2 separate regions of the Mus musculus genome follow, and region 2 is linked to region 1. The links are chromatin loops, found by intact Hi-C in ENCODE. Cell type or tissue: left cerebral cortex. All regions are shown on one strand. Each heading gives the region's core, and the rest is flanking DNA. Links, peaks and the distances in the headings are about the cores only.

Region 1 (17,498 bases), core at 4,870-9,869:
GGCAACATGGGATATCAGGTCAGGCAGAAGGATGCTTAGAAAATTATTATTATTATTATTATTATTATTATTATTATTGACAATTTTAAAATGGTAAATTTTATTTTTTACAACAATTTAAAAATTTTATTTATATACATAAGGATCTTGTTGTAATAAAGAATAAGTTTAAAACACATGTGCAGTTTAAATGATATTTCAGGTTGTTAATAAAGCTGTCCATCTTACTTTATCTGGCTTTTAGAAGAATTTTTTTCAATTTTTTTATTAGATATTTTTTTAATTTACATTTCAAATGCTATCCCGAAAGTCCCCTATACCCTCCCCCCACCCTGCTCCCCTACCCACCCACTCCCACTTCCTGGCCCTGGCATTCCCCTGTACTGGAGCATATAATTAGAAGAATTGTTGCAAAATGTATCGCTGTCTAATATCTCTTTCTTTAAGAAAATTCAGTATACTGGGACAGTGAGCTAAGGTGATCTAGACCTGCCTGGTACCAAGAGCAATGACCCAGAGCTGCCTATCTCTTGCTCTCTGTCCACCACACTTCTTCCTTGTTCATCATCCTGTGACGCACTCAGAACTTGTGAGTACTTACGGGATCTAGGAGTTAGAAGGTGTCTTCAAATTATAGTGGATGATGGGGATGGATTTGAACAGTTCAACTCTTGTATATCTTTCCTTTGTGTTAGGTTTGAATATGATCCCAGTTCATTTTGTATACATTATATTTCTAAAATTAGCCCCTTACAAATTCAATATGCAAAGTACAATGAACATATATGGAGATTACTAAACACCACTAATTACAAAAACCTTAGTTCTTAAGAAGCTACAGTATCGAGATCTTCCTAGAAATCCATAAATGACTTCTGTGATATCTAATTTACTTCATCATGTTAGGCATGTTCTAGCCTTATACATCTTTGTGTGTATGTGTGTGTGTGTGTGTGTGTGTGTGTGTGTGTGTGTGTGTGTGTGTAGATGTTCACGTGTATGTGGGCATGTGTGAATTCATGTGTGTGTGTGTTCATGTGTATGTGTATGGTGTATATGCTCATGTATGGCTACAGGTGTGTGAACATATATATAAGAGGCCAGAATCAAAACAAGCAAAACACTGATAAGACAAAAAATGCCAAAAAAAGTCAACATGGAACAAAAGTTTACCCAAAAAAAATGCCATTGAGTTTGTTTTGTGTTAGACAACACAAAACCTGAGCATGGGGCTTACCCTCAGTTGTGGTTGATATGTCCAGGGACAATGCATTGGAGAACACTAATTTCTGTCTTACCAGTGGACATCAATGCAGATAGCCTCTTAGCTGGGTGTAGGGCGTCTATGATCAGCCTCCCCTCTAGCTTGAATCTTTGTGGAACTTTGACATGCTGCCACAGTCTCTGTGAGTTTATATATGCAACAGTCCTGTTGTGTTTGGAAGACATTTTTTTTTCTTTTGAGTCATACATAACCTCTGGCTCTTGAAATGTGTCTCCTCTTCTGCATAGATCCCTGAGGGGAAAGGTTTGATAAAGACATCATATTTAGGACTGAGTGCTCCAAAGTCTCTCACTGTCTTCATGTGTTGTGGATCTCTGTGTTCTTATCTACTTGAGAGTTTCTCTCAAGTGAGTTGAGTAAGGCCGTGATCTATGGATAAAAGAGTATAAAAGTGATCATTTTAAATTCACTAGAGTTGAATTGTGAGAGTAAAAAGAAACAGCGCAAGTTGGGGGGGAATGTAAAAAATAGATGTCACTGGAATTCAGACAACTAGCATTGTATACTCTTGTGTTCAGACTCGATTGTGAAACCTTAAGTTAACTGCTTTATGAGTTTAAATTCATTCATTCTGTAATAAATCACATGTACTTAGTGAGGTTAAATGTATAATCTTATTAGTGTTCCAGCTTCAGTATTCTGAGTCCTATCATTCTACTGCATTGAATGGAAGAGACTACAAAGATTCATATTCCAAGAAGAGAATAACTGGAAAAAGAGTAGATGTGGGATTCAGTTAGTAAGCTTTGGGTGGTAAGTAACAGAGTTCCCAGCTGTAAGTAACTTGAATAATAGAGGTATCCTATTAAGAATGCTAGAATGGGGGAAAAAAAAGAATGCTAGAATGGACCGAGGGGTGGGGGTGCACTGCTTTATTCCCCAACAGAGGCAGGTGACTCTCTGAGTTCAAGGCCAGTCTGTTCTACAGAGTGAGTTGCAGAACAGCCAAAGCTACACAGAGAAATCCTGTCTCAAATAAATAGACAGTTAGACAGACAGACAGACAGACAGATAAATAGATACCCAAAACAGAAAAGAATTCTAGAGTGGCAGTTTCTGTGTTGACTGGCTAACGTCTCTCTGATGTCACAGCTGTGGCTCAGCTTTGTCCATATTCTCATAGCACCTCTGTCTTATTGCTATTATTACAAGCCCTTGTTTTTATAAATGATGCCTGTCATAGCAGAGAGGGTGGATTGCTTCCTTCACAAACTTCTGTCTGACTATCACCACTCCCGTCCCTAGCATGGGTAAGAACAATTATAATGAAAACGTAAATCTATTAAACTGGTTTTATAGACATCTGCTTGGCTATTCTGAATCAAGTTCTTCAAGACACCTAGAAAATAAATCAGAGTTGTTTGGCTCAGTAGAGCTAAAGAGAAGAGAGAAAAATATGAAAAAGCAGAGGAAAGATCAGAAAAAATGGAGTATATCAAGGAATACAGTAGGACCCAAGGGGTTCTTAAACTTTGTTTTGTTTTTCTACACATTTGCATGCTATTGACTTTTAAAATTGACTTTTAAAAATAATGCTGTTAACTGTGGTTATCCTATTGTGCTCTACCATAGAGCACTGAAACCTATGCCTTACCCAAATGAGCTTCCATAATCAAGAGAAATTCCAAATTTCTAAACATAAATGCTTCTAAGCACATTATTTGTATAACTACAAATGTGACAGTGAGTAGCTACCTTGGCTTTGGTGAACGCAGTCAGCTGATTTAGGACTAGGGAAGAATAAGTATGAACATGAAATAAATAACTTGAACATTGAGGCAGCACTGGGCCTTTGGTGAGAAGTATTTGACACCAGCTCTATAATTGTGAACCTCCCTCCACATATATGCAAGAGTTATGAAGATAGGTCTTCATGCTGGACTCCTAACAGAAGGAGCAGGGGCTGTTTCTGACTCTGTTGCCTTCCTTTGGATGTCTTTCCCCTACTGGGCTCCCTCAATAGATGTACCTAGTCTTACTGCAACTTGATATGCCAAGGCAGTAGATATACATGGGAAGCTCCACTTTTCTGAGGAGAAAGGGAAGAGGCGTGGATGGGGGGGCAGGTCGGAGGAAGGGAATGGGAAGAGAGGTGGAAAGGGAAACTATGATTGTGATATAAAGTAAATAAATTAATGAATGAATGAAAAAAATAGTGAGCCTCAGTTTACATTCTATTTTAATTTTTTATTAGATATTTTCTTCATTTACATTTCAAATGCTATCCCAAAAGTTCCCTATACCCTCCCCCGGCCCTGCTCCCCTACCCACTCACTCCTACTTCTTGGCCCTGGCGTTACCCTGTACTGGGCCATATAAAGTATGCTAGACCAAGGCGCCTCTCTTCCCAATGATGGCCTTCTTCTGCTACATATGCAGCTAGAGACATGAGTTCTTGGGGTACTGATTAGTTCATATTGTTTTTCCACCTATAGGGTTGCAGACCCCTTCAGCTCCTTAGATACTTTCTCTAGCTCCTACATTGGGGGCCCTGTGTTCCATCCTATAGATGACTATGAGCATCCACTTCTGTATTTGCCAAGCACTGGCAAAGCCTCACAGGAGACAGCTATATCAGGGTCCTTTCAGCAAATCTTGCTGGCGTATGCAATAGTGTCTGGGTTTGGTGGCTGATTATGGGATGGACCCCTGGGTGGGGCAGTCTCTGGATTGTCCAACCTTTCATCTTAGCTCCAAACTTTGTCTCTGCAACTCCTTCCATGGATATTTTATTCCCTATTCCAGGGAGGAATGAAGTATCCACGAGTTGGTCTTCCTTCTTGATTTTTCTTGTGTTTTGGAAGTTGTATCTTGGGTATTCTAGGTTTATGGGCTAATATCCACTTATCAGTGAGTGCATATCAAGTGACTTCTTTTGTGATTGGGTTACCTCACTAAGAATGATATCCTCCAGATACATCCATTTGCTCAAGAATTTCATAAATTCATTGTTTTTAATAGCTGAGTAGTACTCCGTTGTGTAAATGTATCACATTTTCTGTATCCATTCCTCTGCTGAGGGACATCTGGGTTTTTCCCAGCTCTTTGTATAGAAGTTTTCCTCCCTCTCTTGTCAGGGAGACATCTTGTGGGATTCAAATGATTCACACTGAAGGATGGAGGTGCCAGGGTGAGCAGGAAAGTGTGCACAAGGTAACATTATAATTTCAACCCAAAACCTAAGACGGCACTCTGAGCTTCAGTTCCTCACACCGTTTCAGAAAACAAGGTCGGCACAGGACTCCTGAATGCTTCTCTATGAGTCCCTAGATGCCCCTCTAAGAACCTCAGGTTTGGGGAAAAAACAACTCATCTCAGTGAATTTAAACTTCTGCTCTGAGGCAATAGCAAGAAGTTTCTCCTGAATGTAGGGTGTTCTTGGCCACGCCTACCACTGTAATATGATAAACTAATGTTATCCACTCTATCTGGAGACTGATGCCTCATTCTTCTGCTTCAGTTCCATTTTTTGTGAATATAATATTTTGTGGAAATTATGGCAGATCAGGTCAGGAAAGTTGAACTGGTAAGGTTAGGTCATAGGAAGCATAGCTCAGACTGTGATTCAAGGACAACCACTTTCTTTGGTCTTATTTTAGTAAGCATCTGCCTCATGCTGAAAGACAAAACAAGGTCATCCAATTGTTTTGAGAATAGATACAGTCTCTAGAAAGATGACAGAAAAACTTAAGGGAGCCAACTTTCCTTTTTAGGTTTCCAGAGATTTCCAAACATGTGGGACTTACAGCTGGGAACTTCCTCGAGTTGGAATTTGGCCACAACCTACTCTATCACCCTATTGAAGAGGGCAGATCGCTACCACAAAGGACGTGATGGTAGAATTCACATCAAAATTATTCACTCACTTCATGAGTAAAATCCCAACAAAAATTATTTTTTATAACTTTGAGACTAATGAGATAATATCTGTGCTGGGTTCCACTTGGTGTACTTCTGGAAGAAGAATCTACAGGAGGAATAACACGTGTCTGTACTTATAGGACAGCCCCCTGGTTAGTCTGAGGAGGATGGCTGCAGAACAGAACTGGGGTCCTCCAAAGAACCGCTTGGCCGATCATAATTCTTTGATACCCATCTGTATGGGCTCAAATATAGAATGTGTTTTGACAGAAAAAAAAAGAAGTTTGGGGGCTTGTTGTAGTGGTTCTAAGTGTGGCATATCAGGAGTCCATTATTTCATAATTTTGTAGAACTGACTTGCATACAAGCCTCTGTGGTAACCCTGTTACAAGGAGGTCTGTGACAGCACATATTACTCTTCCCATAATCCATATTCAAAGTTCAATGTCCAGTGACATTGCTATATGGATTTGTCACACTTTCTGAGAAATTGTGATTCTATATGTCAATACTAGACCTCTATCACTTGTTTAAGATTTGGAGTGAAAACTACGATAGACATACAGTATTAGATAACTACTGTCACATGTAGCTTATTAATTTGGGTTGAAAATGATGAGCACAGCTTCTTCCATCCACTTTATATATCCTTCACTTACTTTTGGAGACACTAAGCCATAAGAAAGGCCACTGTTCTGCAATATGGCATAATATTTTTATCTGGTCACTCAAGTATTTGCTTTGTTTCACAGCGAGAACGGTGACCCAGCCACAGGACAGTGTCAAATTTAAAATGTGGCTTATAATATGTCTTTCAACAAATGGTCTCATTTCTCCCAGAAATCAATGAAGCTATGTAGGGTCAACCAACTTCCGAACTGTGAGAGACACAATCATTGGTGCCTCCACCATCAGCAGCGTTTCCAGGTTTGGTTCATTCTTCCTAAATTTTGAAAATAAAAGACAATTCATAGCCGCTCAGGTATGACATAACCTCGTGTGTGGTGTGTGTGTGTGTGTGTGTGTGTGTGTGTGTGTGTATGTGTGTGTGTGTGTGTGTGTAAGTCATTCATGGCCATTTCCAGAGCAAAGGCATATAGAATTTTTACATTGTTTAGATCAGGATGCTAAAGGGGGGAGAGGGTTTATAGTTATGTAAAGATAATAGGCATAAATGAGATGGGTCCCCAGAAAACAGATTGATCAAGAAAAGTGAGGGCAGAGTGTATGAAGTCTAAACAAATATTCAAGCATATCGAATAATGTTCTGTACTAAGTGACTACTATGTTATCACAGAGGCACAAATGAGTTTAGCTTAGCAATCCCTTCCCAAAACACCATTGGCTGAGGCCATGTATGTTGCTATCACAGGGGCGGGGGTAGGGAATAGAAGTAGGGGGGATTGGATGAGGGAGCACTGCTTCCAATTGTGCAGGGACTTTTCCTAGTAATTATGATGTAAGAGTGCTACAGAGTAAAAGGATATTTAATAAGACTGCCATGGACGTGAGCTTTCACTTTTCCTGCCTTCAGCCTTGCTCACTTGTACCTTCTGTCACAGCTACCAGCACAGGGATAAAATAAAAGTGTATGTCTAGAGCCAGGGGCTTTTTCCCAGCTGCGAGTGCTTCACCAGAGCCAAAGCTTCTCAGAGTTCCTCACAGGACCCATCCATGCAGGGTCTCTACCTTCAACATTTCAGTTCGTACTTTTTCGTAACTCAAACACATGATGGAGACATCCAGGACTTAATTTTTTTGTCATAAAACCTTTAGATCCAAAGCACACACTGGTACTAACTGAGAAATCTACTTAGCAAATATTTTTTGTAAGAAAAAAAAAAAAGACCACAGATTTTTGCTGTTGTTGTTGTTGTTGTTGCTGAATGTTCTGCACTCTTCGTTCCCTCAAAAAAGAGGGGTGCTGGTGTGGGGAGAGAGCAGAGAAAGGGAGGAAAGTGGCTTCAGTTCAGGGGAACCCTAAAAAATGCACATGAATCAATTATGAAAAAGAGAAGGTCCCTTTGAATGGGGGAAAGCTGATTGGAATTAGATAGGCTTTGTTCCTATCTACAAGGTACAAGGAGGGGACTTTTCAGCGGAACAGAAAAGGGGGATTTGGGACTGTTTGGCTGCTTAATGCCATAGTGCTTCAGAGCCCATGTGAAAATTTGCTGCTGGCTATTAATCATCATTGTGCCCTGCAAAGAAGCTGTTACAATGATGACTATATGTCATTATATTCCCACTGTAAGTAACGAATCAGAGAGCTGGGAAAGTTGGATAAGAGCGGCTGAAAAACTTTTAAGCGGTCGAATCTATTTAAATAAATTTACATCACATTTGCTACTTTCTCTGGTATGGGAATCATACTTTAAAATGAAACAATATGCTGTGTTCATGGGGCCTGGTCTTTTATTCCCCGTCCCTGAGCCTACTTTCCAGGTCAGCCTTTGCCAGAGCTGACAGCACGCTTTTCTCATAGCCTCTCCTTCTCATAGCCTTTGGTTGCTTTCAAGTTCAATTTAGCACAATAAAGTTGTTATGCATGACAGTTTGGAGAGCAGAATAGGTGATGTCTGGGCCCGCTGTGTCGCTACAAAGTGGGCCCATTCTCTGTGGGCCAGCTCAGTTACTGGAGCCTTACTGGTGGGACACAGCCATGGACTTTCAGACGTTCCCATCCTGACGAAAAGAATTAGCTTCAAACTGCACGAAGCCTCGGGGTCAGCCTCTCTTTGACTGAGACTGCACATTTAAATATGCTGCGGTGGATTTCAAATTTATGTTGATTTGTCCTGTTGTGCTTCTCTTTCATGTGCTTTTATTTACAGATGTGTAAAGAATATGGAAAGTTGGAGTTCCTCGTGCTTCAAGAGTTTTATTAGAAATCTAAGCCATTGTTTTATGTTTATTTTATAAAGAAATAGAGTTGAAACATGTCAGGCTTAATTCCATTAGGCTGAACTGCCCAGAACAGAGCCCTGGGGTTTGGAAGACAGAATCTGAAAGGAAGTGTCTCCTTGACTAAGCATCATGAACAAGGCAAACAACAAACAACTCTCGCATACCACCATGGTCAAGATAGCTTTCCACTGGAAGATGGCACCCTCCAAAATTTTACTCTGACCTAAAAGTGACAGATTTCTTAATAGAGCCAAAAGGTGATTTCTCCACCATTGCATACCACCATGTGAATGTGTGTGCGCGCATATGGGTCGATCACATCAATTAGTGTTAGCATTCATTGACATCTTCCCAAGGACTTACTGTCTGGGACATAAAATTCTGTTGCCAGGAAGTAAACGTTACTCAATTTTGATGCTGAAGAAATATTCTCATGAGGGACATATACTCTCTTTTCTCCCTGAAAAGAACCACACAACACAGCAAATTTAGGTTCATTTATATTTGACCATTTCATTCATCTCAGACAGATGTCCTCACTCTTTTAGTTCTTGAAGGAAAATACATCACAGCTGTCTTGATTACTGATCTCACTAATTACAGGCTGCAACCATCAAGCACAACTCCTTCCACATTAGACAATGACCGAGAGAGGATTGCACAAGCACAGTCCACGCTCTCGAAGTCTAGAGTTTGGGTAAATTATTTGTAAGATTTATATATTTTTACCAAATGGTGAAATACTGAGTCATGGTGTCATGGAATATTTACTTTAACTGTGTTTTAATTAAAAAAAAAAACAGTGAAAATGGTAATTGTATAATGGAAGAAACCTCCCTCAGAACAATCTATATTCTAATGTAAAATCTAACATAATCCTAAATCTTTTAAATCAAATTATAGCAGAAAAATAGAAATCTGTACTTATCTTCAGCAAATATGTGGATCATTTTCCCTGGTCATCTCTCTCCTTTTGCTATTATTTAATACTATTTGGTGTCATTTTCCCAAAGGCATTTTTTCCAAGTCAACAGTTTAAATAGCTTTTGAAAATACAGAAAGACAAAAACAAATTGTATTATGAGAGACAATGACTACACATGTAATAAAAGCACTTTTCTAATTTTCAAGTGGAACAATCTCTTTGACATTCTAATAAACAAGTACACAAAAATTTACAAAACTCTTTAACTAATAATGTGTGCTTAAAACACACTCATTTTCTTCAACAAATATGTGAGAACCATATAAAATTTTATGTATACACTGGCAGTGTGAAGAAAGAATGATTAGATGTTAGAAAGAGAGCACTAGAAGTTCACATGTGTGCACAGAAACACCCATGTGCAGACAGCAACATAAAACTTGTTACATGCTGATTCATCTGGGCTCTCCACTGCAAACATGGGGTGATTTGCCATAAAAGATTGTCTCCTAAATCATAAGAACTAAGAGGGAATATTGACAAAAAGCTCTGAGGATTATTTGTGGTATAATTATATAAAAGTTTTAGATGTTTACAGAGACCCGTAAGATTTGGACTGGCTCCAGGCAAAGACACAGTGTGACCAAGTCTGAGTAAATGCCCTCCTCAGCAGAACCTCTGCAGCTGTCATGAATAATGCCTGAAATGAAAGGCCAATGAAAGGTATAGAAGATGGCCAGGCCAATCACCAAGGTTCTCTGGTGGAAAGGAAAGGATGGAAGAGAAAGGCAAAATGCAAAACCCATTATAGGGCTCTGAAAGAAAAGAGGTCTAGAAAAGAGAAAGAAGGCGGCATTTGCCATAGACATCACCAGCAACCCCAACCAAGTCATATCCAGATTCTTCACGTTTGTTTGTTTGCTTGTTTGTTCGCTTGTTTTTCTGGAATATACTTTCAGTATGGTATGCGATTCAGAAAAATATTGGCCTTGCCTTAAGCTGAAGCTTCCCCTTTCTTGGTTGGTAGAAGCTCATCCATGAAAGTAAACAACATTTGTGGTGATACACAGGATTGTTACAGAGACCAACAACACAGATAGAGTGTACAGTCAGATTTCTTGCCTGTAGAAGTTACACTGTGACTGTTGATTCCCTTTAGCTCTTGAGTATTTTGTATGTTTTGCAATCCTCAACCAAAAATCTCTCAATGAATAAGCCAAATTTTCTGACTTAAAATCTTATTCAGAAGGAATGGTTGGGGAACAACAAACTGATTCAGTGGGTAAAGGCATGATCTATCCTAGCCCAGTAATCTGAGTTTGATTTCTGTAACCCACAGAGTGGAAGGAGAAAGGCATCTCCTGAGAACATTCTCCAAATTCCACGGTGTGCACAGACACACACATGCATGCGCACATGTGTACACACGTTCAGTAAGTACTTCTTAATGTGATTTTTAAAAATATAATGAAAGAAAAGCAGATAGTAACAAATTTTGCCACTAATTTCCACAAAAGTCTCTTAGGGGCTTAGAAATTTAGGTTTCAGAGAGAAGAGACCCTTGGCATTGTCAGAAAGAATGATGATAACTTACTGGTTCATTTTGATGCCCTGAAATAGTATAGTTTGAAGAAACAGTGCTTGTATGTCCATGAAAATATGAACAAGCCTATTGACACATTTAAGTCCTCAGAGAGAGTTATGGGAAAAATTATTCATTCCAGCTAGCAAACTTCATTTTTGTGCAAAAGTCAAGCCATGTATGTAGATGGAGATCAATGAGGTATGAGGAATCTTTTTATTAGTGTTATTTTGCTTTACCAATGTAATACTTAATTATTTAGCAAAATTTCAGAATAGAACTTTCAGAAGAATATTTTACACTATTTGCTACACAGCTAATGTTTTCTAGTACTAGTAATGATCTTGATCAAGTAATTCACTAGAGTTCTCTTCTATTCTAATTGTCAATTGAATTCTAACATTATCAATAGCGTTGTTTTAGAAAATAATACAGTTTGTGCATTAAATATACTCCTATAATTGAATATTATATCAGACTGGAAAATAAATTCAATTTTATTAGAAACACCATATACAATTAAGAACAGGAAGCATATGTTTTACAATGCATAATACATGGTCTGCGACTTCTAATGTCAGTTAATTACATTCTTTAATGAAATATTTTTGCATGTTTAAGATATGCAAAATGTTAAACAACCTTTCACCTTTACTTGTAAACTTGTTTTTCTTTTCACAAAGAATGGTAGGAAGCCAACAAGCCATTGTGTGTGTGGTATTTCTCTGATTTCCTAATCTTTTAACTAAAAATTGGACATATTTTCTCATAACTCATCATCAAGAATTTTTCAACATCTGAGAATACTGACTCAAATGATGGTAAATAGGCCAGTTGTGCAACATACAATCTTTAAACAACTTTTTGTTGTTGTTTTTATGACCAAGCTGTAAATAAAGAGACATATGTGCTGTTTTATGTATCCACATGCCTTACTACCATTTTTGTTTTTTTTTTTAGATCAACACCATAACTTACATTGTCTTCCACACAAAGTTCTGGCAAGCTTCAATAGATTCATTAGTGGGTTTTTCTTTACACCAACAAAGCTCAAAGAGGTCCTAACAATGGAGGTAATCACAGCGTCTTCCCGACCCAAGCTTAGGTTTCCATCCTTTCACTCCAGACTCCTATTTCATTTCTAAGCAACTGGATTTCCATGGCATTCCCAGAACAAATAAATATCTCCCTTTCCCCTGCTTACATCTTTTGTGTATATTTTTCTATACAACTGCCTGTATTTAAACTAGTGTGGTAATGGCAGGGTTCTTCAGGTAATCTTTCATTGGACATAAATGGTGTAGCATTAAAATGCAGATAATGTTACCTCAATTAGAGAACGCTGTGCAAAACTTGAAAAAGACGAAGCTAAATGTTTGGACTAAACAAGTAAGTCTATGTTGTTAAGAGTGGGGCTGGGTAAGTTGCATTTTCAATAGATGCCTTAATGAATAAATGTTAGAGTGTATCAACAGTCCTGAGCAGGCTTGTGGTTTGTGTGTGCATGAAGTGTAATGGTATCAATTGACTGGCTCTTTGTGGTTGCTGTAAAGTACTCTTGAATGTGTCAATGGAGAGAAGGCCAGCAGACAATGAAGCCATGACAGCTGAATGTCAGCAGCGACCTTGAACCTAAACTGGTTTCACCAATCCAGTGACTCCAGCTACAGTGAAGACATGCAGTGGGGCTGGACCTTCGGCATTGCCTGTCATTTTCTGTGTTCAGATTCCAAACACTTCAGTGACAATTTCAACACATTGCTGGAGCCTGCTAATATGCCTCAGTGAACGTTCACTTATTAGTGATGGGCCTAACGATATGTTCAGCATTTTAAACAGGCTTGCGTGGGCATTTAAAAATACAAAACAGAAAAACAGAAGAAAGCACTATTCTAAACAGAATATTTCATAGAAGCAACTGCACCCAGAGAACATCCTCGAACATGTCTTTTCTTCAGAATTGGATTCTTTGATATGAATCTTGCATTGCATAGTATTACTCTTCATACCTTACTACATTCTTTATTGCTGCAAATAGCACATGATTAGCTAATTAAAATACTGCATCAAGGAATAATTAATATCTGTAATGCAGTGTTTCTTTAATGAAAAACAAGAGAAATTTTCTAAAGGTCACATTTACAGATTAAATGTGTCTTTAACATAAATGGAATGTTATTAAGCTAGGCTCTATTTTCAGGAGAGAACCACAAAGCCTTTTGTGGCAAAACACTATTAATGAATTCAAGAAGCAGAATCCCTTTGCAAACGCTGAAGTTGATCAAGGTTAGAAGCCCAACTGCAGCTAAATGTTCTGATGTTCACTATAGCAGGCCTGGAGGAACCCAGGGCAGGGAAGGGAAGAAAGCCCAGAGTAGAATGAAAGGCTGAGGAAAATACAGAAGAAAAGGAAGATGGAGGGCAGATAAAGAAAGAAATGTACATTATAAAGAGAAAATGAGTTCGGTGGTCCAGTAAGACATTAGGACTTCCACATTAGACAATGTGGAAAGAGTAAAACTAAAAAGTAGTTTGCAAGCATTATAGGAGGTGTGTCTAGCATCTCCTATATTGTTAATGTAGTAATGCCATAAATACTGAAATTCTTCTTAAGAAAAATGTAGTATTTTCTAAAATAAAGTAAAATTGAAAAAAATTAAAAGTTGGAACACCAAGACTTTAAAATGTAAATTCATTGTCCTGAAGTCATTGTGAGTGAATATGAGAAATGATATAGGGGACTTCACTTCATTACTACGTCTTTTAATCCCAGTACTAGGAAAAAGCACCTGTGTGATATATTACTTTTTAAAATAAAACATGAGCACAAGTGTCTACTTGTCCATCTGCAGCTTTCTCATGTTCTTTTTATTGTACTTTTTAAACATGTTTTATTGGAAAAAAAATCCCCATACAATATATTCTGATCACAGTATCCTTTCTCTCCCTTCCTCCCAGATCCTCCACACATCACCTCCCCACTCTTGCAATGCCACGCCTTCTTTCCCTCTTTTTTAGAAAACAAAGTGGCAAAAATAAATAAATAAATAACAACACAAAACAAAAAATAAAACAAACAATCCCTAGAATAAAAATTAAATAAACAGGAAAAAATAAAACAAAGGAAAAAACATGAAAAACTCACAAAACCCATATAAGCACATAACCAGAGACCATAATACTTAAGAAAAAGACAGTAAGGTTGAAAAAGTCTAGACAAAGCCTTATGAGACAAAGCATTTCAAAGAGTGCCATTGAGGTCATATTGTGCTGGCCATCGACTGCCGGGTCCCCGACCTGCCCTAGAGAGTGGACTGTAAAATCAGGATGCCTCTGTTCTTACATAATATAAAATCAAATCATTTCGTCACTAGTTTTTATTTAAAGACACAAAGAAGAAAATAGGCTTGAAAGAGATGTCTGTGCTTTTGCTTGAAAAACTTAAATATTTACAAATATTTCAAAATTTTTTTAAAGTTATAAGGTGTGTCTTAATACAATGAAACTTTATAATTATCACACAACTCTGAGAAATAGTTATTGCCCAAAAAGCTTTCCCATAAAAATTTACTATTTGCTTCTTTATTGAGGGGATAGTATCCAGAAGTGAACGTCATCAAACTCTGATACTAGAGAAAGAACCGTAAATACACTATCATGTTGACCTCAAACTGCAACTAAAAAGCTCATTCAGTAAAAATCACATTAAGATTATTAAATTATCAAAAATAATAAACTGAGCACTAAAACAGATGCTTAAATAATGACCTAAAATAATTATCAACTTCCAGATTAGAAAAAAGAAACAAAACAAACAAACAAATAAACAAAAAGCCTCAACTTCATATACTACATAGAGAAAGGTTTTGGAGACTTAAAGACAGTGTACAATGAAAATGATATAGATTAAGAAGAATTATTTTGATTCATTAGATTATATTTATGTTTCCTAGAGGCAGGGACTCTGACTAATAGTCATAAAGGTTAGTTTCTTTGTAGATAAGTTTTCATAGTAGAACATTCATGTATACTCTTTTATGAAAATATTTTAATTTACAAATGGGCAGACACCACCAGTGTACAGCTGAGAATTAACTCATATGTTCTTTTTAACTTCAGATTACTCTTATTTTTCATAAATTTTCTAACATACAATTTTTATGTCTTAAAAATATTAGCAATGTCAATTTTAGTTTCACTAATTGATACTTGACAGTTACTCTAATGAAGAAACTATTTAGAATGATTTTTATAAATGAATTAGCACTTAAAATGTAGGGAAACATGAAATAATTTTCACAAATGCCAAAGAATAAAGGGCCTCTGCTGATGTATGCATCCATCACAGAACCATCTCCACAGAGCCTTATGTTGTGCTTTCACACTACTGTGAGAAAGGATTTCAATCACACAAGTTCTGAATCTTCAGAGAAAAGCTGGTAAGGGCTCTGGGAAAAGTTGGAGTGGCGTTTCTGGTTGATATGATCAAAATACATTGCATCCGTGCACAGAATTATCACAGACTGGATGAGACGGTGTTGGATGAGGTGAGCACCTTTGCAGCTATCGTTATTTTCAAAGAGTGGTTTAGTCTTTAGGTGAGACTCGATCCCCCAGCACATATGTACGCTATGGAATTTAGTTTAAATACAAAAGTGGTCAAAATGAAATTCAGGTTAACAAGTCAATGTACTGCCTACAACACAACCACTGCTTGCTTGCTTGCTTGCTTATTTATTTATTTATTTATTTATTTATTGCCTACATGCATCAGCTCTCTTGATCAATCCAAATGTAGACAAATGACACATAGAACCATATCCTTCTTCCTGAAGTAGTTGATTTAAGAAAACACCAGTGTATTCTACCTTAGAAAACATTCTGCGTAAGCTCTGTATTATGGAGAAATGATAGACGATTCTGTAATAACTATCATGAATATGATAGAATTTGTGGCTAAAAAAAAAAAAGAAATATGGCACGTAAGAGTGTCTAAAACTAGGTGACGTGACATTGTTATTTCAAGGTCCATTTCCTAAAGATGGGTGACAAGCAGTCCCACAGTATATATGAATATAAAGACAGTACTATACTCTCTTAAACTCCCCTCAACATTTTGTTTCCAACAGAAAATATGTGGAAGTGAGCCTGAAATAGCATATATACAAATCTCTGTGGCTCAAATATTTAAAATTCACTTCAACTCTTCAGGAAGTTACCTAGTTTATTGTGTATGGTTTCAGCATTGAAAGGAGAGGATAAAACGCATTGTTTCTGTGTCGATGTCCTTCTCTTCAATTGTATTTAAGAGCCAGAGTTTTGAAGTGTTGCCTGCATTGGGAAAAAATGCTAGGTAAATTGTGAAAGCTTCCCGGAAGAGTCAGGCAGTGATTCCCACATGGCACCATCAACTCTTACAGGCGATGAGAGGCCCTGAGACTCCCTCACACCCACTCATACCACTTAGGAGGAAATATCCATTCTTAAGTGCCCACTCAGCTTTTGGGTTGTTCTGGACTCTTCTTCGTCACTAAGCTGAGACATCTCTTGTGCTCCAAGTCAAATGGAAGAATTTTGGAAGATAATCTTTAAAGCCGCCAGAGAAGGTTTTAATCCTGAACCTTGATAAGAGCAAGCCTTGGGTTCTATGTGATGAGAAACTGCGATTATGATACCATATCCTCCTAAGTCAGAGCTCTTAGGCTATCACTACAGCAAAAGAGGCAACTGACTCACAAACGACGAGCAGTTTTCATGAACAGTGAGACAGTGTCAAACTATGGTTTAGTAAAGAATATTTTATAAATCCCAATAAAGAGTTGTTTTGAAACAAAAAAGAATGAAAAAGATGAGCATATGCAAGGCGTATGAGTCGGGGCTGAGTTTAAAATAAACTTGACAGTCCACACCACCAAGTCAGTCATTTCCCACAAACAGAAGACTCTCCTTTCTAGGTCTTTTCCAGGACCCCAAGAGAGAATTTCTGTTTACATTAGAAAACTCTGACTGAGAAGCTAATTGCTGCCATGGTTCCTCCATTCCTCCACAGCCTCTCTACCCCTGAGCAGCAGTCCACAGCTGCTGGAGACCACGTGGCAGGCAAGATCAATGGAGCCAGTGCCTTCTTACCAGGACTCTGGTATTAAAATCCACAAAAGTGAAGAGAGGAATAGCCACTGTCCAGACATACAGCTTCGCTGCACATTAAATTTGGGGTTAATATTTGAACTGTCTTTACTAGACAAGATATTCAGTACTTTGAAAAAAAATTGATTCTTCACATGTTTCACATAAAAATTAACTTGTCTTAAGGGAAACTTTAATTAAATTCACAGAGAATATTTGCAGATATAAATTAAGATATATTTTATCTTTTGTTTTTAAAAAGTAAGATTAATTTCTTTAAGCTTTAAGCTTTGCACACAAATATACTCTTATTCATATTGTCTTGTAAAATGGGGCCAGATGACTAGCACATACATCATTGCCACCAAAGCGCTAGTTACCTCCAAAAGACTCCAGTAACAATACATTTCACACAGAAAGATCACTAGTGTTCACTGTTGGCTGGCAAATATTTAAATACATGCACTACAAACAAGCAATGATTACAGATCAATAACAGACACATCTGTCGATTACGTTTATTCTGTTCTTCAGGTGGACTTACTTTTGTCTATTACTGTATCTTTTGAAATGTTATTGTATATATCACCCTAATGATATTATGTGTATATATTAAATCTATGATGCATTATACATGTTCTATGCATCTTACAATCTTCTACTTAAAGTGCAGTGAATTACAGAGGCAGAGATTCTCTTCTAAATACTCTATTGGTAGAATATTTTCTCTACTTACCTTAAGTAACAGATGCTAAAGTTGGTAGGCAGTATGAGAAATTAATCCCAGAAATTAATATTGAAGTTATTAATAA
Region 2 (14,794 bases), core at 7,012-12,011, 170 kb before region 1:
TACTTTTTAATGTTAGTGATCTGAACTAATTCTCCCAAACAATATTACCTGCAGATTTTAAAAATTGAAATAAGGATTTGAACAATAATAATAATTGAAAAGTACCTTACACTATATTGACTAAAGCCTCCGAGTTAAATCTCAGAGTTCTTTTCAGATTGACTTTGTATACTGATTATTTGTAAAAAATAACATTTGAGTGCATAGCTATATAACATTTAAGCTGTTGGGAGATACCGAGCCATTCATATTGTTCAGTCATTTATGTTTTAATGCATGGTCCTAAGTCCTAGTTACCTTAGAAAGAAAAAAGTGTTTGTTTACATAAGTTGCTATAGCAACAGTAGTTAGAAATTGTAGTTGGAAGAGGATGAGGAGCATGCCGGCCTTCAGCTCTTTGCATGGATAGATCTCTTTCTAAGACTCTGAGAGCGTCTTCAATTTATTGCTCACATGTTACCTCATGTTTAAGAACTTACTGTGAGAATGTATTCAGAGATACAATCATCTGATTCCCCCCCCCCCCTCCCCACACACTTTTTATTTGCCCCAGAAATCAGCCTTGCCCTATTTGGAGAATTCAGAGATGTTATGGACCTTTTAGTGTTTCAACAAAAAGTTGAGGACCGTGAAGTCAGAAATCCTCTCCCCAAATGTTAAGGGCCAGGTTGCCTGCTGCTGTTTCTCTGTGCAGACTCATGGAGACGGGTGCCTCTCAGCCTTTGCTCTGCCCTCTCTTCTGTGATTTCTTTATTTTTTAAATTGGCCCTACCCTTTTCTACTAGATCGCTTGATTTGGCCATACTTCCCTTAGTACATTCTCATTGTTGCTCTCAGAACTTATATGAGGTTTGGACTGGTAGTGTTTTTCCTTATTTTCAAAGCTTTGAGATTCAGATGTGAAGAGCTAAGACAGTTCTCTGGACATGCTCACAGATTCTACCCAAGACCTTAAGCCATGCTTTTACACTTATGGGAAAAGGAAAAAATATGCACAAGCTTCTGATACTAAGGGCACAGCCTGGACATACACCTTGTCCTCTTCTTCTTGGCCTCATCTGCCCTAAAGAATGAATATATTCATCCCTAAGGTTGCTGCTTCAAAGTGACCAGTGAGATGCTAACAGGTCAGCTGGCTGTCCTGTTGGACAGAGGGTCCATAAATCAGAGAAGACTTGGTATGGTTGAAAGAAGAAGGTAGTCCAGCCTGAGGGGAGCCCCCTGTAAATCTCTCCAGGAGCTTTGTTCCTGGTAGGGGTAGGGGTGGGGGTTGGAGTTGGGGTAGTCATGGCTGTAGCTGTTATTAATGCCCTGGCCCTCCTGCAGTGGGTGCTAACTTCTTGTGCATGAGAGCTGCCTCTACCCTTCCCAAACATCGGCTGCTTGGAAAAGTCAAGCAGGGCTGAACTCTGATTTTCATTTAATAGTCAAAACCAAGATGCGTTTGGGCTATGATGATAGGACAGCTCCCTTGAAAAGATTATTTGAACTACAAAGGCATTCATTTAGGGCTAGCGATGTTGCAAAAGGGTCTGCTAGAAATTAGCAGCCTGTCCTGGTATTTGGAGAGCAAGAGTGACAACTTACTGGAAGTTCTCAAGGAATCATTTATATTTCACACTCCACTAGGCAGCTGATTTGAGATTGTCTGTTAGCATAACAAAGGCTCTGAGCCTGTGAACTTCAGAAACCTTTCGACCTCTTAGCTGCTGGCATGAATAGCCCCCAGTCCTGCCTATAGAGATCTCCCAAAGCTCCCCTGTTCGTGGCTAAATTGTTAATCAGGGTAATTTAATATAGTTTTCAATATGCCTCATCTCTTATTGGGAAAGGTATTCACAGCTTCCCTACCCCTGAAAAAAAAAAGTTCTTTTATTCAAGTGTGAGAGGGGCAGCTGCAGACAGACCCCCTTCTCTTTACTTCACCTCCCCCCCATCCCACTCCTTCCCAGCCACAGTTTTCTGAGTAGCAACCACGGGGAAAGGACAGAAAGAGAACTACGTTGACATTCCCTTTGCATGCACTCCACCCTGAACCTGAAGCTCAAGGCTGTTTATGCTGCGAGACAACTAAACAAAAACCGCAAGCACCACAGTCATAACTAAAACCTCAGAGTGATCACACACACACACACACACACACACACACACACCCCACACCCTGTTCTCCACCTCCCTTTTACCACCACCCTTTCCCCTCCCCCTTCATCCCTCAGCTCAGCTGCTCTTCTGGCCCCGACAAAATGCACCAGACCCCAAGGCCTGCTCATTTTCATTTTGTCGGAGGCAAAGGCAGCCTGCTCACTCCTTTGCACAGCGACACTCGTCCTGTCCCCTGCATCTACTCTCAGTGTGGCTCCCTCGCAGCGTCAATTCACATGCACATTAGTTAACTGAAGAGCAGGAGCACAAATATATTCATTTTAATCCAGTTAAGACCTAAGAGGTCTCATAGGATATTATTCAATAGTTTGAAAACCAAGTATAAAACTCAGCTTTTGCTACAGTGTTTCATCTCAGGGAGGCCTACAGTATGCCTTTCTTTTGCTTTCCACCAGTGCGTGCTCAAGAAATAAAATGAATAATGAAACAATTATAAGCAAAGAACCAGCTGCAGGTGGATATTCTGTTAAAATATTGTATTGTTGACTCTGTTAATTACCGTACTTCTCGTACCCATGCTCAAATTCAGAATGAGAATTTTATAAGATGAAAGGAAAAAAATATGAAGTCACAAATTGTGTTTCTTTTTTTTTTTTTAAATCAAAAACAGAACAATATATCTCTTAATCATATAGTTAACCTTTTGTTCCCATGTGAGAATTTTAGGCCATTTCTAAACGGTATTTGTGTATTTCTGAGCTGCTGTAAGTGTAGTTTTCTATGGGGTTGTTGCTCTGTCTTTTTGCCTTGTGTCTTCAGGGACTTCTTGCCTTTGTCAGACTTTGGTGGGTCTGTTTGCCTCTTAGCCTCCTACAGTTGGTCAAAGCCAGCATCTAGATCCCAAAGTATTTTCCTTGATAGCTCTCTAGGTTAAGGTGGTTCCTGATGCGGATGGGAGACTTGCTTAACTTACTTGGCACCCTACTCTAGCATCACCAAAGTGCTAGAAAGCAGGGAGACAAATCTCTCTTTATTGCACCAGGGACGGGTTATTCAAGCCCCCCAAACAGAAAAACAAATCCAGACACACTCTCAGGAATACATACCCACTCAGTAGCCCAGCTTCTTTCCCAATCTCATTTTTCTGGGTATTAAAAAATGGCTATAAAAATGGGCTTCTTAATTAATGTAAACATCTCAACAGTGTCCATAGATAACAAAATAATTGCATGCAGTTAGATTATTATCAACTTTCAAATCTGCATTTTCATTGGGGGCGGTGGGTTCTGACAGTTTTAATTCCAGTGTTTTGGAAGTTTTTAGATTATAAACATTTCTATCAATAATCTATGCATTATTCATTTTAATGATGTATATTTTATTTTATTCTTTAAGTAATGATTTTCATTTTTCTTGATTTCTTAAACTAGAATATTTTAAAATATAAATTAATAATTATTATGAGCAAGTAGATTGCTGATTTCTCTTTTAAAAATCCAAAGACATAAAATCATTCATTTCACAAGTTCACAGAAATGTAACTTTCATGAGCTGTCTAGAGAGAAAGAAAATACAGTGGCTTTAAACTCAAGACAGAAAAAAACCCCACACAATTGATATTTTCTGTGCTTTTGCTTAACCCTGTTTTCATTAGCCTTTTCCTCATTAGGATTTATGATCCATGTCCTTTTCTATACTTCCACAGCTCTGATTTCTGTTAAATTTTGTAACAGAGGTTAATGAGTACAAAGGAATAGAAGGCCTGTTTGCTTTCATCTATGATGCTCAGTATTTTAAGGCTGTTTATATTTGCATTTAAATTTTTTCTGTAATTTTAAATTGTTAAGATTCAGTGAAATTAATTACATCAGAGTTATCTAACAGGGAAATTTTTTTTTTTTTAAAAAGGAAATTAAACAGTGCAATTCTGCTGAATTGTAATGTTTTCCTGGGCCTGGACCATCTCATGCCCTCTCCAGCACTGTATAGTTTGGGTTTCATGTTTGTGGAAGAAGAAAGATTGGGGGGAGAAGGATGTGTTTTTGGAATGGTGTTTGACAAGGGGAATGAACGCAGACACCAGAACAATTATATTACAATCCCATTGGGGATGCCAGCACCAAATTTAGCCAGACTGATGGGGCACTGTCTAGACGGTCCCTTTTGTGTATCAGCTGCTTTCTCTCTGCTTTATTGCGTTGCCTCAATGTGTGAGTTGAACATGCATATGGATCCCAAGCATAGCCATTCCTGCTATTAAACCTGCTGTCATTTGGCTAACACTCAAGGGCTACGTGTTCCTACTGCATTCCCTTCACGGTATTTTGTAATTAAAATTCAGCTTCCACATTAGTGGTGCAACAAAGGCCATATAACAATGTAGAAGGTGCCTAGACTTTCTTTATATGAAAATATTAACTAGGTAAACATTTTTGTCTTCCCAAACATGTCCGCCTCTTTTTCACTGAAATGAAAGAAAGCCAGAACAATAAGAAATAAAACAATGAGAAGAATGAGCCAGAGTACATATAAATTGCCACCTTTCCTTGTGAAAAGGGCAAAGGACAAAAAGAATGTGTATTAAATGTTTACAGTGTAATTAACAACAGTGTGTGTGTGTGTGTGTGTGTGTGTAGGAGGTTACCCCACTTTGGTAAATCAAGTACAGCCCCATGATCTGGGTTCTTATGGAGTCTCATAAATAGATTCCCAAACTCTTCTTAATAAACAGTTACACGTTGCTTTCTTGTTGTTGGGCAGATAGGAAATCTCAGAGACATTTCACTTCTGGGCAACTGTCAGTATTCTGTTTCATTTGCCAAACTGGTGCAGGGCGGGGGGGGGGGGGGGGCGGGTGGGTTGGGGGGGGAAGTGGATAAGGTTTCCTTATACTTGCCCACACAAACCAGCCATTGTTCACAGGAGTAGGAATGCACCCCTAAATAGGGTGCAAACTTCATGGGTGATGGTGCTGAGAATTTGAAATGAACACAAATTAATTATTGCAATTAGAAAGTGAGAAATAGCAGAATTCATTAATTCTAGTGAAATTCGGAATGAGATCACCTCTTTTAATATAAAATTTATCAGCAAATTTTGCCTACAGTTACCGAGAATTGAAAACCTTGAGAAATTGGAATTCTACAAAATGTAAGTCATTTTAAGTAAAATCTTTGCCTCATATGGAGAACCCAAAGAACTCACTGTTACAGGAGAGATGAGAGACAGATGATAACTTTAGTAAGTATAGAAACAGAAACTATACTAGCTTAAATTATTTTCTCTTAACAGAAACAAAAGTGGTAAAAGTTTTTATCTGAAAAGGAGAAACACAGTAAATGATACAAAAAAATGTGTTTAAGTCCGTACAACTAAGTCATGGAATTTGGATTTAAAAATAGTGGTTTTTAAGCTTTTTTTTTTTTTTTTTTTTTGCTAGAAGTTAATAACTGCAACCTACTATTGGCAATTATCCATCTTTTGTGAATTAGATGGAGAGAGAGAGGGGGGGGAAGCAAAGTAAATTCTAATTTTATTAATAAGATACACAAGGAGTAGTCTGATTTTTGGTGGTGGTAGTGTGGTTTGGATATTTTGTTTTTGTTTTTGTTTAGTTTTGGTTCAAAACAACACATCACAAATCAACATTCCTGAAGTACACAGTGATATCAGATGGGAAAATTTCAAGATGGAAGTAGGGACAGATTGTACAGTTGACAATAAATATGGAGATCTTCAGTAGGCACTGGGAGGCTTGGTGTTAGCAGCTTCACACTCCAACTTCATTTAGCATGATAGATGGAAAAAGTGAAAAAAACACAAAGGCAGAGAGGGAAGGAGAGAGAAAGAGAGAGAGAGAGAGAGAGAGAGAGAGAGAGAGAGAGAGAGAGACCAAAAAAATAAAGAATACCAGAGGAAAATGGGGTGGGGTGGATGTCTATGCAGAAATACTGAGAGAGGAAAAAGCATGAGCAGAGAGTGAATATTCTAAGCATTGTTTTAATTTAAAACAGAGATACTTCCAGGAGAATGGATTTCAATGGAGCTGAGCCAAAAATAATTATAGAGATTTTCTTGTTTTCTTTTGTGAATGAAGAGCATCTCTTTTCTCTGATGACACAGAGAAGGAACCAGAGCCCGGAGATTGAAGTGGTGCCCCTCTGCCCCCTTCCTTCCACGCGCCACAGTGGCAGACCTCTTTTCCTTTCCCTTTCCAATAGCTATTGGCATGGAATTGAGCGAGAGGGGCGAGTGATTGCAGCCCCCAGACCTCAGCTGGGTTTCCTGTTCTAACAATTGCTTGTTTACTCTGATAGGGCTGAAGTATTGAAATGGAAGCCCAATTGGGGTGAGGTGACCGACATATATATAGGTAAAGTTCTGGAAATAAAGTCGAACTATTTACAATTAAGAATATGCCTGTTTATGATGCTAGAAATTCCTGTAGGGTTTGTTCTACCAATTATATTTGTTCTTTTGTTTTTCATCAATAGCAAGCTATAGAAGGGAATGAAAGGATTCTCTCAATTTTCCTCCTTTTTCTCGGTAATGTAAAATCTCTGTCTTAGAACCATTTTTTTAACAGAGAGAAAAAAATCATTTGTTAAAATAACTTGAGCTATAACTGAATTTTGTGAAAGCAGTAAAACACAGTTCTTGCAAAGGCAGGAACAAAAGGCTTATATGCATATGAAGGGCTGGAGGAGAAACCACCAACTTTTATAGACTTTGTGACAGAGTAATCATAAACAACTTGGAATTTCTATGTAAACAATACTTTTTAGGTTAAATTGACTTCTGTGCAAATCATAGCATATTTGTGATCTGATCTAAACCCTTCAGTTTAGGCATGGTCCAGTCTTAGATTACATACTACTATCCATATATGCCAATGCCACGAGTAGGGCTCAAGGATTACCATGTGTCATTGCGACACACGAATTTGAGGTGACCTTTTTAGAATGATTTCTTTCCAAAATCTGAGAACAGGTTCCCTTTCTCTGTCTCATATTGAGATTTGGTTTTACTAATATTTTATCTGCTAAGTTGAAACAACTTAGTGACTCAGCAGAAGAGCAGCATGGGCTATACCTTTGAAGGGCTAACCTTATGTGTCTTCAGTATGAATTTAAAACAAAGACTGTATGTTACATTTAGAGACGCTAACCAGTAGCTTATGTATGCAAACATTCCTGAAAGTGGTAAAATGTGATATATTTTCCTTTAGAACTTTTACAGACTAAAATTTGTCATGTTTTCCTGTCAAAAACCTTGAAATGTGGACTAGAGGAAAAGTCATAAAATTATGTTATGTGGTTAACTTTTAATTTTTAAAGATGAAAAATGCCTTCATGGATATAGGACTTTTAATTGGAGATTTTCAAAACATATTTTCAATTTCAGTAGGAATATATTGTGTACATCTGTGAATATGAGTTCTATGAATCCATATTTAACAAATCTCATCAGTTCACTTGACAGTTTTCTCCCTGTGAGCTCTTTCCTCTTCTCTTCTCTCCATTAAGAGTATTTCTTTCACTGAGGTAGACTAATTTTTGAAACAGGTTTTATAAAACAAAGCTGGCAATTGATTTAAAAGAACTTTTAAGCCATTCAACTCTGATATATAACAAATGATTAAATGAATATTTAAAAATCTAAAGTACTTAACAACACTAATAAAATCTCAACTCCAAAAATGCACAAATGTACTTTTTAAGAATAGCAGTTAATTAATGCTAATGAGAATAATGCATCTATACCTTAAGGTAAAGTATGTGCTTGAAATTAGCAAAAAATATTGTTTCTAAAAGGAAACAACTGTTCTTTTAAAAAATGAAACAATGCTAGGTATGGTCTTTTGTACTTGCAATGCCAGCATCTAGTGGGCTGAGTCCAGATGATAGTGAGTTTAGAGCTAATGCTGGCTGTTTAGAGAGATCCTGGCTGCTCAGAACTCTACAGTGACATCTTGTTTCTGAAAGCAAAGCAAGCAAGCAAGCAAAAGCAATATGAAAAATATAACTTTCTATATAACAAGAAGAATTAATGATAGTTATGTCTATCAAAAGTACTAGGAGACATGAACTATAGTGGGTTATACCAAGGCAACGAAACTATTGAGAGAAAATACTTGTCTACTAAAATGTTTAGAATATAGATACAATAATTTATTATTAACAAAGTGCAATGTATTGCATCAAAATGTGCATTTACTGCCTCAGATACTAATTCTAAAAAACAGAGATAAATATAGATTTATACTTGAAAAGGATCTCAAATATATAAGTGATATCCACAGCTACATAAATATATAGCACTTGGTATGTGCTCTAGGGTTTCTACACTTTATAAGAAACATAGACATATATAGAGAGAAATATTCAACACACGTGTATTTGCCATTTGTTTACATTGACCCTGGTATGATCAACAGATCTGTAGCATTTCTAAGTGGAACAATTCTTTCTGAGCCCTAAATTACTAAGACAGCTTCAGAGTTTAGTAATTCAAATCACCAAACTGGGGAGAGCTGTGTTTTAATTAAAACCAACCATAGGAAATGTCCCAAAGACGGACTTATTGTTCTTTTGTTTTGTGGTGCGGTAGAGCCTGGAACTCACCTGTGGCTGGGAGGAAATAACAGGAAGTTGTTGAAAAGATTGGAATGAGAGTTCTGAGGCTCACAGGCTTCTTCTTTGCTGCCCACAGAAGCCATTATGGCATATCAAAATGTGTGTGTGTGTGTGTGTGTGTGTGTGTGTGTGTATGTATATATACACATATATACATATATATTGAACATGAAGACTTCAAAAAAGCCTTCACACTTCGGGAAACCTAGAGTTAGAGTCTGCATTCAGTAGGCACACCTCCTTGTGTTGGCACAGGAAGACAGATGCAGATGGCTTCATTCAACTCCCTGCTCAATTTTGTCACTTTGTGTCATAACCCCTAGGTACTTAAATGTAGCTTCACAATGTGCTAACTGGATTTGCCTGATAATATGCCCAAATGTAGCTGTACTAGCTGTTTTTGCTCTGGGTTCATTCATGGTGATAGAGTTTATTTTAAGGCCAAGAACAGTCATACACATAAGGGAACAAGATCTTTTTGGTTTCAGTGGAGGCCAGACATGCATAAGAGCAGAGCGAGCACTGGATGTATGGAGAAGATGACTATTATAGAGGTGTTCACATTTCAGGAATGCACTTTATAACACAGGAAAGCATGGTACACTATAAGTAAAGTCCTTTTAGCCCATTCCCTCATTATTAAATGCTATTTTCTACAGTTAGGTTTTACAGAATATCCAATAGTATTTATTGTAGCAATAGACACTCCCACATAAGAACTGCTAGTGAGCTTACATGTCTATTTAATCAAAGTCAAGAACTACCTGGAAAGTACAAAGTGACCATGAAACACATCCTTGCTAAAATATTAGATAAATTGAGAATAGAGAAAATAGTGACCTAAGGTAGAAAAGTCAAAAGAAAATAGTAGTAATTATATATGTCTTGCACACAAGCCTAGTGTATTACATCCAGTACACAATGTCATATGAATGAGAAAGTGTGTCCCTTGTCATGGTGTCATAGCTGTGTTAGGAAGTTTTATGGGGTAGTTTGTTTCCCAGAGCACATTAAACTCGCCACATGACATGTTCAGTAGAATATCTCCTCCAGTTAAAAACTGGTTTTTGTCACAAAACTCCACAATTTTTTCCACAAACAGCTGATTACTTCTTTTGTGTATCTCTACTAGAGGAGGACAGTGTTTGCTCTTCTATCTCATAAAACGTATCAGCATTAGAGGCATATGAAAAGCAGTTTTGACATTATATAGTTTATCCCTGTATTGTTTGGGGCACACGGGCCTTTGCAAAAGGCACACATATCTATTATTGCGGCATTTTTATCTTGGAACAAAATACAAGCATAAAATTGGAGGTAAAGGCAAAACAAGAAGTCTCACAAAGTGGAAATTAGTTAATGCACATAGAGGACCCCTCTTGAGTGGACATGCAGTGAATGGCAGAGTTGAAGGGCTTCCTTAAGGGTGTGTTAACAGAGTCATTACAGGAGCCCTGGGAATCAGCATTTGCTGGGTCCTTCAGACCAACATCTCAAACCGATTTCAAGTTATGAGAGAAGTTCTAACCACTTCATGTTACTCATAAGGCTCTTCACAAACAAACATGGAAATAAGCAATAGGTCCTATTAGGTCCTTTCTGCTTCCACCCAGCACCTTTCCAGCTCTCCCTTCCATTCTTGTCTGCCTGTTGTCCTTTCACGTTCTCTGTGGTCCTTCTTTAGTCCTGTTTTCCAGTGATGCCAATAAAAATAAACAGTTCATTTAAAACAAACATATTTAGGCCCATAATGCATGGTTAGTATGTCCCTTTTTATTATTATTTAGTTAGAACATACCTGGGGCACTGGATTTTAAAGTCCAATTTCAGTAACATATAGAATAATGGGTTCCACTATGACATTTTTATACATATATATTTTTGTATACTGCTAATATTTGCCCCCACATTGGTCTCTCCTGTATCTCACTCTTCTTGAATACTTTTAGAAGCAAACCCCAACAAAACCAGAGAATTAAAATGCTATTTAGTGTCACCAAATTTATTTATAAATATACGCAGTGGTAAACTTAGTGAAGCCCTTGTGAGACTGCTCCTGTACTTACTGATCCCAGAGTGCAGAAAGAATTAGCTTATTCAGGAAAACTCAAAGTCATAATTAGTCTTGCAAATTATAATAATCTGGTTTCATCCCCCATTTCTTTCTCATGTTGTATTCCCAGTGTGAGTTCCAAATGAAAAATGACAATGAAGTTGAGCATTAATAATGGCATACCTGTGAAATATGAGCATTTTCCTAGAGTAAAACTGAAAATCTGTCCCATCTTGGTCCTATATTCTTCAATTAAAAGAAGAATATCACCATATTTTCTAAATTTAAAAAGTCAGTCATAATTTTAAAAATAACTTGAAATAAGAGAATACGTATTTTCCTCCTATGTAAATGTATCTTTTCCTCTTAGTGTAGATATAGATGTAAGTCTGTATTTAATTTAATTTTTTAAAAACTTTTAAGTATCTAGGTTTGATAGTTTCCTCAAACAAACAGAAACAAAAGATCAAAAAAAGTAAAAAGGATGAAATCCAGAAGAAATCCAGAAGGAATTTAGGCCGGACATTTTTCATAATTTGACCACCAAGGTCACCAAATAGTTTGTGATTACTTATTGAGGTGATCAATTATTTTAATGTATGGATATACATAAATTAAGAGAAAATGCAATTTGTTGTCAGCCCTGGAATTTTATAACATTTTGTGAAATAGAAGTATACCCTTGAAAGAGTTATAGTTTGATGAACTACTAACTAGTAGGAAAAAAAGGCAAAATGCACAGTAATTGTATAGCCATGTAAAGCCCAAACTTGCATAGCTTCTATAGCCCTAAAATTTAGGAATAGCTTATATTTATTTAGGAATTGCTTTATACAACATAGAGGGCTCTCAGCATAATTGTATTGAATGAGTTTTCATTACTGTATGAAGAATAACAGATCAGGAATAAAAGATGGGAATGGCACAAACCATTTTTGTATTTCAGGAAATTCAAAGTAATTTGTAATAACAAAAAGTAGATCATGCAGAGGGTATTGGCAGAAAGCTCTAGGGCAAGGGAATTGTGGGTAATATGTGTTTATCATCTTGACTGGTAATAGATTCACAGGTATATACACTTGTAAGAATTTAACTTACACAATTAAATATGAACAGTTAGTTATATAGTTTTTAATCTCAACAAATATGCTCTGTAAATGCAAAGTGAGTACACAGAATGAATGCATCAAGTAGTTAGAACACATGGAAGCCATTAGCAAGAACAATCACACAAATAGGTTTTGGTGTCATTCGGAATAGTGGAACCTTTTAGAGTTTTGAAGAACTTGGAGGTTCTAAGTATCTTTTTCATTCACTTGCTGATGCTTATGGCTGTGGGTTTAATTTAAATCATCTTATTTTTTAAATTAAAATCAGTATATCCCTAAATGTAAAGAACAATGTATATTTTGATTCTCTTGAAATATTCCAAAATCTGTGACATAGCTCAGCTAGCTAAACCCATCCCAAACACTGCTAAACAATCATTTGAGACAGAGATAAGCTGAAAGATACTTTCATCTGGAGAAAACAGGATCAATCTGCAGAGCCTTTTGTAATTATGTTTGTTGCAAAACCATGCAAGAGGGAAGAATTTCCTTTATCTGATTGTCCATAGACACATCTGTGGGTATTTTCCTGATTGCTCATTCATATAGGAAGCCACTGTGGGCAGTATCATCCCTAAGCAAGTGGGCTATATAAGAAATGTAGATGAATGTGAGTGAGAGAAGAGACCAGTAAGTATCACTCTGCTATAGTCTCTGTTGCAGTTTCTGCTTCAAGCTCCAACCTTGGGTCTCAGCATGGCTTCCCTCATTTAATCACTGTTTTGTGGAAGCAACACAAAGCAAACTAAGACACACATCCAAAGATTTTTTTTCTTTTCATTTCCTACGACGGGTATAATTAAAACAGTCAGTCAGTCAACCAGTCAGACAGACAGACAGACTCGGAGTGGAAGTTTCCCTGAGACAAATAACAGATATTCTCTGCATATGATTGCCTCAGATATATATCTTGTGAGTAAATCCATTTTAATTGTTTTTAACAAAATTCTGTTTGAATCCACAGAAAGTTATAGAAATATCACATTGAGTCTCTTCTGGAATAGAACATGACTACCCTAGGCCCATATCAAAGTCCTTTCACGGCTCAGTGTGAAGGACAGAGATGACTCCAGGTCACTGTTTGTTTTTTCTAATTGCATTACAGATAATACTGTGTTTACTTATAATTAAGGTTTTAGATGCAGAGCTTGAATTAGATTAGTCCTCATCTTAAGGTAGGGAGAAACTGTGAATTCCAATCAAAATACATGGGGGAAGACTGAAGACAATCTCTCTACATTCATATGTCAGCAAAACAGACTTAACATTCAGTGGATAGCATATTGATGTGCCTGATATTACCCAAAGAATAGATGTTTTCTGCCTTGACACATTATGGTTTAAATGTATTGATCTGATTTTTAACAGACATAATTAAAATTAATAGAAACATTCTAAACACTACTTAGAATGAGCTACTTATTAATTTTTTTCATACCCTCTCTTCGTTTTTGGCCAGAGGTGGTCCTCACGCATCATAGAGTACTGAACATAAGATCTGTAATGGGAAAGCATGTTGTTGAGCCTGGGCATGGGTTTCTAACGCTCTTGAGCTGAGATTCAGTGAACACTTCCATTTGGAGCTCTCTGTACACTTAGGACTATGTCCTCCTCTGCCCTTGGTCTTTTTCCAGAACGGAGTCCCGCCAACAGAAAGACAGAATCAGCATCTCTCCTATTCCTTTTCACTTTTCCCAATAGCTGCTTTGCTTTTTGTATTCTTCTTCTCCCCTCTTTTTGATTAGAAAGGCGATTTTATTGGCAAGCTAAAGAACAATAAACCACTGTATGAGAGCAGTGTAATCCAGGTATGTATGGTGTGACTCAGGCTCTTATTTGTTTGTTTGTTTGCTTGTCTGTTTGTTTATGTTTACAGAAAATCAGATTAATAGGCATAGTCAGTAGGTGACTTTTAAATGATCTAGGATATGGGATACTTGTCAACGCCAAAAGTTTTAACTTGGGAATGAGGGGGAAATATCTTGTCTTTTCAGAAGACATGTGAAAACATATTATGGCCAAGATACTCATGTCCTATCACTAAGTACTACCCATACACCCATTCTCCAAACATACAGACTTTTCTTGAGCTCTCACTGATCCATGAGTGTGAAGCCACTTTTTAATTTGCTGTTATAAGTAATTGCAATGGATTTATTAATTGATGCATGATATAATCATTATTAATTACTCTTAACTTCACAGTATTTCATATAATATGCTTCATAGCTCTTTAATATCTAGAAAGATAGAATTCAGAGTAAATCCCAAGGACAATGGACCCACAAAAGCAGTTACGGACTAAATTAGAACAAAGAAATTAAAGTCTGTAGCACTTGAAAAGGAAAAACTAAATAGCTTCTACACTCATGTTCATTTGCTCGCATCAGGTTTAGTTGCTTTAAATTAGGACAATAAACACAACCTCCAATCTTACATTCTAACCGTTTTTAATTCATGGACTAACCAATGATAATGGTCTTTAAAAAAAAAAGAAAAAGAAAAATCTGTGTAGATTATGTTAGAGAAGCTAAATAATTTTATCTGTTGTTTACATTTTTACAAAAAAAAAAAAAAAACCTAAGATTTGGTAAATTTTCAGTCCTAAAGATTGATTTATATGGAACTGATGTTGAGCAGAAAACAAAGCACTCCTTCAATTATGGGAATAGTAGAATTTGCCAAACTAAATGTATTTGCTTTGTGTAAAATTATATCCTTTGCTAAGTGCATTGTTTGTTGGTCACTAATTATGTTTGTAGGAGTTTACTATTCTATCCAAAGACTGTATCGTGTTCTCTCTGTCTCTGTCTCTGTCTCTGTCACTGTCTCTGTCTCTCTCTCTCTCTCTCTGATCCTTGGTAAGCATAACAGCTTGTATAGATTATTGATTA

Evidence for each region. A loop is a pair of places that touch in the nucleus more often than their neighbours do. Peaks named below come from ENCODE experiments on the same cell type or tissue, not always from the same donor. Only the 100,000 strongest peaks of a DNase experiment are listed, where the experiment ranks them.
Region 2: a loop joins it to region 1, with 2.0 times the contacts of the local background. A loop is called at or near these places in 4 of 42 quality-filtered maps.

What each region holds. Positions count from the first base shown.
Region 1 is chr13:83,875,154-83,892,651 of GRCm38, reverse strand. Gm52045 (a long non-coding RNA gene) reads left to right here and starts at 9,468. Exons shown (of 3, transcript XR_003950631.1): 1 at 9,468-10,411; 2 at 11,521-11,949. 2810049E08Rik (RIKEN cDNA 2810049E08 gene) reads right to left here and starts at 1,444. Exons shown (of 3, transcript NR_036594.1): 1 at 1,238-1,444. In left cerebral cortex, for the core only: no CTCF peak of the experiment used is centred there; no DNase peak of the experiment used is centred there.
Region 2 is chr13:84,046,666-84,061,459 of GRCm38, reverse strand. All of the region lies in intron 1 of Gm17750 (predicted gene, 17750), which reads left to right. Among named protein-coding and RNA genes, the nearest start is that of Gm17750, 11 kb to the left of the region's middle. RefSeq lists an enhancer at 386-3,229. In left cerebral cortex, for the core only: no CTCF peak of the experiment used is centred there; a DNase peak (open chromatin) is centred at 9,041.